2 separate regions of the Homo sapiens genome follow, and region 1 is linked to region 2. Evidence: chromatin contacts called from ENCODE Hi-C or POLR2A ChIA-PET data. All regions are on one chromosome and are shown on one strand. Each heading gives the region's core, a stretch centred on a gene start or an enhancer-like site at or near the end of the contact. The rest is flanking DNA. Distances are from core to core; before and after follow the strand shown. Region 1 overlaps DCDC2 (doublecortin domain containing 2). Region 2 overlaps DCDC2 (doublecortin domain containing 2).

Evidence for each region. A loop is a pair of places that touch in the nucleus more often than their neighbours do. ChIA-PET counts read pairs that join two places held with the same protein, here RNA polymerase II (POLR2A). Pooled maps may share reads with other maps.
Region 1: a loop to region 2 is called in a map of PC-9, with 7 times the contacts of the local background. The contact joins two enhancer-like sites. A Hi-C loop is called at or near these places in 4 of 168 maps with a recorded cell type or tissue (Caco-2, Calu3, HepG2 and 1 more) and 2 of 50 pooled maps. POLR2A ChIA-PET finds 5 or more read pairs at or near these places in 3 of 52 experiments (A673, Caco-2 and HepG2).

What each region holds. Positions count from the first base shown.
Region 1 is chr6:24,331,025-24,335,975 of GRCh38, forward strand. The region is part of intron 2 of DCDC2 (doublecortin domain containing 2); the gene reads right to left. Among named protein-coding and RNA genes, the nearest start is that of KAAG1, 23 kb to the right of the region's middle. Within about 2 kb of position 1,432, at least 3 of the 41 ENCODE cell types and tissues checked have a DNase peak (open chromatin) inside an H3K27ac peak, as active enhancers do.
Region 2 is chr6:24,281,182-24,286,162 of GRCh38, forward strand. The region is part of intron 6 of DCDC2 (doublecortin domain containing 2); the gene reads right to left. Among named protein-coding and RNA genes, the nearest start is that of KAAG1, 73 kb to the right of the region's middle. Within about 2 kb of position 2,215, at least 4 of the 41 ENCODE cell types and tissues checked have a DNase peak (open chromatin) inside an H3K27ac peak, as active enhancers do.

The DNA of each region.
Region 1 (4,951 bases), core at 182-2,681, 49 kb after region 2:
CAGGATGATAAAGATATATATTTGCTTTCTTTTGTTTCCAGCTCTTCCTGGCATCTTCCTTCTTTCACTCAAACAGCTAATGAAATATCGCCCCTTCTATAAAATCTTTCCTATCTAACTGGAAGACGGGAAGAGAATTCCCTCTGGTAACAATGTATAATTCCCATAGCTCTCTCTACTCAACCCTTTAAAGTGCATTGAGCCATTGCTTATACAGTGTTAATAAATAAAAGTTAATTCTTAGTTTGAAGTTTTTTAAGTTGTCTATATATACCTTTTTTTTTTTTTAATTCAGAGACAGAGTCTTGCTCTGTCACCCAGGCTAGAGTTCAGTAGCACAATCACAGCTCACTGCAACCTTGATCTCTTGGCCTTAAGCGATCTTCCTGCCTTTGCCTCCTGAGTAGCTAGGACAGGAATAGATGATATGGACTAGAATGGGTCGTATATTATATACAAAATGGTAATATTTTAAATCTAATCCTTTATTTGATATGCGATACTAAAGTACAAAAGTTATTGAATAATTATATTTAGAATTAACCTTTATTATATCTAAATAGATATTTGAATCTCGTCAGAAATATTTGGATATACTCAGCAATATCTAAATGCTTTTAAGTATTTTTTATAATTATATAAAGTAACTTCTTTTAGATTATCTGCATGTGAGTATACAGATTTCTCAGACTAAATTGTACATGTAATAACATATTTCTACTTGATTCTGATGACAGATTATATTTCAGGAGATCAAACTCAGTAGCTTCTTCATATTCTTTTTCCAATATTGGTAATCCTCCACAGGAAAAAATTTCCAAAAGAAAGTGTTGCTTCCTCAGCAACCAGAAAACCAAGAAGGAGAAATTATGTATAGATTGGAATAAACATGTTGCACAACTATTTTTTAAGTGTATTTAATTCTGAAAGCAATTAGGTGAAAAATCAGTTCTTCATTTCAGGAGGCTAAAAAATAAGAGATTTGGAAAGGAAGAGACCCTGTGTGAAATTCACAAAGTAACCATCAAATATACTGACATCTAAAGGCATGCGGTAGCTACATATCTAAATGAATTGTAATTGAAATACATTCCCAGTGTGGGAGACTGTATTTTCCAAAAATGGCCACAGCAATATTTCTGGCTCACATTCTTTTTTATAATTTTGCCACTTCCCATCAAGAGATGGAATCTATTTCCCCTCCCCGAAAACCGGGATATGACTTCGGACTGCCTGGAAGAATAAATGCAATAGGAGTGATGCTGCGTGATGTCCAAGCATCTTTTCCTCGCAGTCTCCCTCTTTTTTCCTGCTCCCAGCTTAGAACTCCACCACCATTCTGTAAGGAAGGAAAATCTAGCCCACAAGAAGAGACCACATGGAAAAGTCAGGTGAAGAGGAGGAACCAGGGCCCAATGACAGCCAACATTAGTCACCACTCATGCATGTGTAACAGCCCTCAGATGGTTCCAGCCTACAGCTTTTAGATCTCCAGCTAAGGCTCCAGACATCGTGAAGCAAAGAAAAGGCATCTCTGCTGCACCCTCCCTGAATTCCTGACACACAGGAATCCAGGTGCAGAATAAGTCATAGTTTTACGGTACTAAGTTTTGGGGTGACTCACTATGTTGTCTTAATAATTGGAACAGTTTGTTTGTTTTTTTTAAACTAAGCAATTTAAAACATAAAAGAACAGTAGTATTTAAAGCAAAAACTCATTACAGCCATTTTCATATATTAGGAAAACAGCATGATTACTATTCATTAAATACACAAACACACACACACATATTTCTGTGCACAAGACACTGTGTTTGATGCTGGGCTGGTATAAAAATGAGTATAAACAGGCATGGTATCTAACCTCTTGGAGTTTACAATCTAGGAGGAGAGTTAGACTTCAGCTATGCAACCCCACAAAGGTAAAATTCAGCTGTAGCAAGTGCTGCAAAGGAGAAAGGCCTGATGTATATCAATAATGGGGAACTGACCTAGTTAGGAAAATCAGACAAGACTTCCCTGAGGAAATGACACTGGTGCTAGGGTAAATATGAGCAAAAAAGGCAAAAAGAAGAATGAGGGAGAATGTTCCAAACTCAAGAGAACAGCCATGTGCAAAGGCCCTGAGATAAGAGGTAGCACAGGTATGCTGTGGACAGAAGAAAGGCCAGAAGTCATGCCATGTCCCTTCCATTGCATTTTATTCTTCCAAGTAGTCCCAAGTTCCATCCAGGTTCCCAGAGAGAAAAAACATACTCCACTTCTTGAAAGACGGTGGCAAGGTCAGAGAAAAGAGAGCAAAAGGAAGTGTTAGACTGTGGATCCTGAAAGGTATGACGACCCCAGAACACACATAGTATCTTTCAGACTTCTATTGACCAGAACTCAAAGTAAGAAATACGTCTTATGTTGCAATCCAATCCAATTCACACACACACACGCAACCAAAATCACAATTTCACAAAACAGTACTTATCTTTGCTATCTCTAGTGCAGCCTGATATGTTCTATTTTATGTTTGTATACATTTGTCACAACTACCTAAATTGATTTTCAACGTACTGAAGATTCATGAACTGAAGTCCAAAAAACATTGATGTAAAGTCTTGCAGGCTAAGTTTAAGGCATTTATCTTTATGCTAAGAGTAACAGGAAGTCACTGATGAGTTTTAAACTCAATGGTAACAGGATCAGATTAGTGTTTCCATATTCTGGATGAAATAAAATATAAAACAGAATGCAAAAGCTGAATGGGTGCAAGGAGACACAGTAGGAGACTACTGAGGCAAATCAGGCAAGGTGTACAGTAGCTTGGGTTATGATGGTAGAGGTGGCAGAAGTGGAGAGAAGAGGGTGAATTTCAGAAACAGGAGTTATAACTGATGGGCATGATTAAGCAGTGAGAATAAGGAAGGTTTATGACTCTCAAAACTGGAATGGATAGTGGGAAGTGAAGAGAGGAGAAGGAACATAGGAGGAAAGTCAGGTATAGAGCAGGGAAGATAGCCCTTGCAAACAAAACCGGCTTCTAGTTTGTAGTTATTGCTAATTGGAGTACAGTAATTCTGAAGCATGATTAGTGGAATTTGTTTTTAAATAATTCCATAGTCCCTGATAATGTCTTCACTGGAAACTAGCTGGAACTAACATTGGACAAAGTATCATTCTCTTCTGAAGGTTGTACATAGAGAGTCAAATGAAAAAAACAAAGGTATTGTTCTTTTATCATGGGTATACTTACTGGAAATGCTGGACACAATATGTTATCTTGGATAGCTCTGAGTTTTTGCTTAGCTAGTTGACGAAAACCAGGACTTGCGGTGGCCCTCATTAAATAAGGTTAAGATGCCAAATTTTCTTCAAGGTAACTCAGAGCAGAGGTTGGCAAACTATGACCTATGGGCCAAATTCTGTCTATCTTCTGATTTCCAATAAAGTTTTATTAGAACACAGACACACCCATTCACTCACAAATCATCAATAGCTGCTTTCATGCTACCACAGCAGAGTTGAGTAGTTACCACAGTGACTATATGGCCTGCAAAGCCTAAGTTATTTACTATCTGTTTACAGTAAACATGTAACTTAGAGAAAGGGATTCAAAGGCTAAAGGAAACAGAAATTGTGGAGTAGCTTTGGCATGAGCACCCCACCCACTAATCTTCTATCTATGTAATTCAAGTGAGGATCCCAAACACACTCCCTTCAACGAGGCCTTGAGAAACACACTGGTGAAGAATGTTGCTCCAGCAACTCTAAAAGTACTCTACTTGTTGTTCTCCCTAGACCAGACATGCTGGTGGAAGATGCTGCATTTGAAACGGGCTTTCTGGTTTCAGTGATGTATCAGGATCCTGGGGTGGCAAAAGGAGAAAAACAGCACTTATTCTCCAGAGACAAAGCAGGCAGAGCAGTCACAAGAGGGCGGCACAGCAAACATGGTAACCACAATCAATGGATTTTATGATGGTGACTAAATGATCACGAGATTCCCAAGATTAAAAGACTTGTACAACCCTCTACTTGATTTGTGTAACAAAAAATAGCTAGATCATGTAAACTGTGGCCTGATGTAAACTATCAGTCATCTCAACCCCACAGTCAATTACCAGACCTGACAGCCCCCAAAATTGAAGGGAAGACCTGGTACTTTGCTGAAGGATCCTACAATAATATCACAAGTAACTGCTTTGAGTCTTCCTCAAAGTCTTTTCAAAGCACACAAAGCCATTCACCAGGCAAATGTGCCCTGTGAGAAGTGAGATAGGATGCGATAACTAAAGAGACTTGAGGTTGCCTCCTCCTGAAGAGGAGGAGTGTATTTTCAAAAGCATTAGAATTAGCGGCATTAATTTTGGCAGAAACAAAAGATATGTGGTTATTCGACCATCAAAGGATGTATAGTAAGTATTTGTCATATTTCAGCTTTCCAGCATCTGAATGCGTTTTCTATTTGAATAGAATTCCAACCATATGTGTCTGGCAGGGAAGCAGATCCCACCACCACCCACAGAAGGTAAAAAGGCCAGATGTTCACTTTGTCAGCCTATTGCAGCCAAGCCCACTGTATTTGTCTGTTTTCATACTGCTATAAAGATACTACCCAAAACTAGGTAATTTGTAAACAAAGGAGGTTTAATTAACTCACAGTTCTGCATGGCTGGGAGGACTCAGGAAACTTACAATCATGGCAGAAGGGGAAGCAGGCAACGACCTTCTTCACGTGGTGGCAGGAGAGTTAGCAAGAGCAAGGAAAACTGCCTTACAAAACCATTAGATCTCGTGAGAACATATTCACTATGAGTAGAACAGCATGGGGGAAACTGCCCCCATGATCCAATCACCTCCTACCTGGTCCCACCCTCCACATGTGAGGATTATGGGGATTACAACGAGATTTGGGTGGGGACACAGAGCCAAACCATATCACCTAGCTTGGCCCAGTAGTCCC
Region 2 (4,981 bases), core at 965-3,464:
TTGATTCAAATCACTACATAATGCATAGATTTTGCAGTTGACACTCATGCATTCAATTATTGAGTAATAACTACTTTCCAGGAACTTTGTGAGTAAAAAGTAAACTAAACTAAGACAGGAAAGAATTGTTTTGTAATTAGAAAATTTAAAATAATTGAAATGCTTTTTTTTTTTTTAAAGATAGGCTCTTGCTATGTTCCCCAGGCTGGCCTCAAATTCCTGGACTCAAGCAATCCTCCTACCTCAGCCTCCTCAATAGCTGGGATTACAAGCATGTGTCACTGCACCCAGCTAAATGCTTTTAAGAAAAAAAAAAAAAAAAAAAAAAGGAGGGTGAAGGGGGAGAAGAGAAAAAAGTTGATTCATCTAAAGTGTTCATGTGAAAATACATAATACACTATATATATAAATTATATACACATATAATTCATATATTTGTTTTACACAATTACATAAATTATACATAGTTAGAGAGGGGAAAGGACAAAGGGAGAGAGGGAGCTTTTTCTTTCTGTAAGGCTTCCACATGTGACTTGTAACTCAAATACATAGATAGTCATTGCTATTGGCAGAGCATAAGAGATAGGGGAGTTTTGCTATCTCATACAGCTATCCCAGAAATAAAACGATATCACTGGGTGTCCCTTACATGCTACATATACATTAACACAAATACTTAACAAATTTATAGATAAGTATTATTATCACCATTTTATAGATAAATAAATTAACTTTCTAAGGGTCTGATTTTTCTACTACACTGAAACTTTCTAATGTCCAAAGCACTAAAAACTCCTATTACATAGTATGGTTCCCTAAAACAGCCATCCCAGAAGTAACAAATTATGGCTTTTTCTCAAAGTGGAAGAAATCAAGAAGCAGCCTAATTTGACAGGGTGTCCTATGCAAAAACTAGACCCCTTGAGATACTCCAACCACTGTCCTGCCCTTTGTCTCACATGCATATCAGTATATCCAAAAGGAATACCAAATCTCTGGCTCAAACAAACAAAAAGCCTAAAACAGCCTCCAATCATCCCTCACTCTACCAAGATTGGGATATTTTTTGTTTTGTTTTTTTTTGAGACTCTCACCCTACTGCCCAGGCTAGAGTGCAGTGGTGCTATCTTGGCTCACTGCAACCTCCGCCTCCCAGGTTCAAGTGATTCTCTTGCCTCAGCCTCCTGATTAGCTGGGATTACAGGCACCCGCCACCACACCTGGCTAATTTTTGTATTTTTAGTAGAGAAGGGGTTTCACCATGTTGGCCAGGCTGCTCTCAAACTCCTGACCTCAAATGATCCTCCCCACTTGGCATCCCAAAGTGCTGGGATTACAGGCGTGAGCCACCACACCTGGCCAAGATTGGGATACTTCTTAAACAGTTCCCTAGGCTCTTTCCAACTAGATCCAACCAACTCAGGTTTTTTTCATTAGCATAAAAACTCATTTCCAGTCCCCATGAAAATGTGCCAAAAACATATAGACCAAAAAACATCAAATTTAAAATAATTTCGTGAGAGGTTTGCCTCAGTGAGCAGCCTTCACGATGTATTTCATGGGTGCACCCAGAGACATTATAAGCTGGGGGTGGGGGGTAGGGACTAGACGGGGACTGCACCTGACATTTCTCTCATCTGCATATCTGGTGATGACAAGAGTAAGAAGCCCTTTTACCTATACCAGCCTCAGTTTCCCCCATGGCAAAATGGAGTTTTGGAGTATAAGGAATTCATCTTAATATGTGTATAACTTGCTTCACAGTGACATTGTGATACTTGAATAATAACGAAATTTTTTTGTCAAAACCGTAGAAATCATAATATTTGATCCTGTAAACTACTGACCATAAGATGTATAAGCCAAATGGTAATAAGGACAACAAAAGATCATTTAGTCGTTGGCTTTCACTTTCAAATACTTTCCTAATTTTTTCGTCTTTTCCGATAGAGGGTGCTATGATTCTACATGGTGTCACCTTGTCACTAGAAAACAGCCTTCTGCAGATGGGTTTATTCTTCAAGCTCAGCGAATTTAAGATAATTTATTTACATCTTCCTTTTGTTTTTAAGGCTAGAATCACAACTTAAAATTTTTCTCAACATGCTAATTTCTGTGACTCCCGCAGCACTGAGGCTATAAAAGGAATGACTTCTGGTCTGTCTTGCTTTGCACAAGGCATTCCCCAGGCTCCCTGACCAACTCAGTTACGCACCAGCAGGGGTCCCTGTGTACACTATGGCAGCTGCTTTCTCTCTTTCTCTCTCAAGCTCTACCAGTCCCTCATCCACACTCCCTTCTATATGCAAAAGAGCAATTCCTAGAAAGCCATGTAGGGAAAAATAAATTTCTAAAACTCTAGTTCTGTGTCCCCTTTGATTTGCATCATGAATTTAGGGTGCTTTCCCCATGGATTTTGCAGTGGTTCCTACAGCCAGAAGCTAAGCTCTCCCCACACAGTCCCCTTCACTCACACCCCTCCTCGCAGTGCCAGGCAGCTAATGATCTATAAAATGCATGCATTCTCCTGGGAACCAATTCATTAAAGGAAAGGAGTAAATTAATCCTGTTAAAAATCGAGCTTGTGACTTTGGATTTACTGGCATAGGAAGTTCTGTGTGGCTCAATGCCAAACATTCACACACTGCCTAAGCCGAGTTTGTGAGAACCTACCAGGCACTGGGCACTGTGCCAGGGGTTATTCTCCTCTACTCAAACGTGACCTCCTGAAAGAGGCCTTTCCAACCACCCAGCTGAAATAGCACCCTCTCTCACTTCCTCTTCCCATGTCTTCATGTATTTTTATTCATGTTTATCCCTGGTGTATATCACACGTATTGTGCATTTGTTTCTGGAATGTAACCTCCGTGCATTTAGTACTTCAGAATCTCTGGGCCCTGAAGCACCAGAACAGTCCCAGGACATCATATGAACTCAATAAATAGTTGTTGGATCAGCGAATCAGTCAATGACAATATACTCAAAGAAGAGTTATAATAGATGTCCGCCCCCACTGCGGCCACCTAGCGGACTCACCTATATCACATACCTGTACGTGTCCCACTGCCTCCTGCTTCTATTCTTGCCCCAAACCATTTCTCTAGAGATACCACAGCCAGAATGAGCACTTAAAAATGTAAAGCAGGCCAGGCGTGGTGGCTCACGCCTCTCATCCCAACACTTTGAGAGGCCGAGGCAGGTGGATCATGAGGTCAGGAGTTCAAGACCAGCCTTGCCAAGATGGTGAAACCCCGTCTCTACTAAAAAAAAAAATACAAAAATTAGCCAGGCATGGTGGCGGGCGCCTGTAATCCCAGCTACTCGGGAGGCTGAGGCAGGGAATTGCTTGAACCCGTGGGGCAGAGGTTGCAGTGAGCCGAGATCATGCCACTGCACTCCAGCCTGGGCAACAGAGTGAGACTCTGTCTCAAAAAAAAAAAAAAAAAAATTTTTTTTGAAGCAAATTATATCACTCCCTCCCTATAACCCTCAAATGGCACCCCATCAAGAAATAAAATCCAAACTCTTTGCATGCCTATATGATTGAGCCCTGCCTGCCTCTCCGATTTCATTCACGGCCTTCTTTCTGCCCTCCTCACATGCCAGGCTCTTTAGCAAGGGCCTGTGTGACTTTGTTTCCTCTGCCTTGGATGCTCTTCTTCCCCGGCCTCATCCCTGGCACAATTGGCTGTGTTAGATATCATTAAGGTCTCAGTTTCAGACAATTTTATATAAATCAATGCCCTGCTACATTTTATTTTCCCCATAGCATTTATCACCATTTGAAACTATTTGTACATTTGTTTACTAGTTGATCGTCTGTCTACTCCCATTCATCCCATCCATACCCTCCCCCCCACACACACATACATGCACACACACACACTAGAATGAAAGCACCATAAATCTAAGTCCTCATCTATCTACCACTATACGCTCAGTGCCTACAGTTCCTGGCACTTAGTAGGAGCTCAGTGAGTATGTTTGGAATGGATGACGGATGGAGTGGATGAATACAGGGTGCTACGGGAACACTGTGGAAAGAGGGACAAACTCTGCTATCATTTTATTTTTCTAAGTCATAGCATGGAACTACGTTTGACAACTTTGCTTTCTATGGGATGCAAATATACCTTATAACTGAGTCTTTGCTTAACGTCACTTCCTCCATGAGGCCTCCCCTGACACACCTATCTAAATGTGTTTTTCTTTTATTGTCTTTCATATTACTGTGCACTTTTCTTTCATTTTTATACTTCATAAGTATCCATTGATTAATGGAATCGCTTGTTTCACTTTTGTCTACTCAAGTAGACCACGAGTATCAGAGAGAGCATCAGATCTTTGCGCTCATTGCTGTATCCCTGGGGCTTACTACTGTGCCATACACCTGGAAAATTCAATCATCAGATGAATTGATGTGATGACATTGATGTATCACAGTATTCACAGCACAGTCTAAAAAACTTACAAATGAGCAAGAAATAAAAATTGCATGTGTGTACCTACACATGCATTTTAAAGCAGGAAATGCTCTACACATTTTTAATTAAAATTTTAGTTTTTCAAATTTCAGAATACTAAACATATCATTCCAAAGTTCAGTCACTGTGAATACAAAGAGTTGGGTCATGACTTTGGTCCTGACATCGACTTTCCCTGTGACTTGGGATCAATTTATTGATCAATTTATTCAATTACAATCGGTCTCTGTAATCATTCCTCTAGCTGCACTGTGAGAATTAATAAGCTAATATCTATACAGTACACAGAAGGGATTCTGCTACAAAGTCCTAAAGAAAAACAAAAAAAGCAAAATACAATTTCCAATCCCTAAATTCATGAGTTTTATTTAGCTTTATAGTTGCTCTGATATTGTTTTCACCTCCTGAAATATTCTTCTCACTCCTCTTTGACCCCGCACCTGTGAAGTTAGGTTGCCTCAAGCCTGGGCCCTCTGTAATTCTCACCGCACCATCTT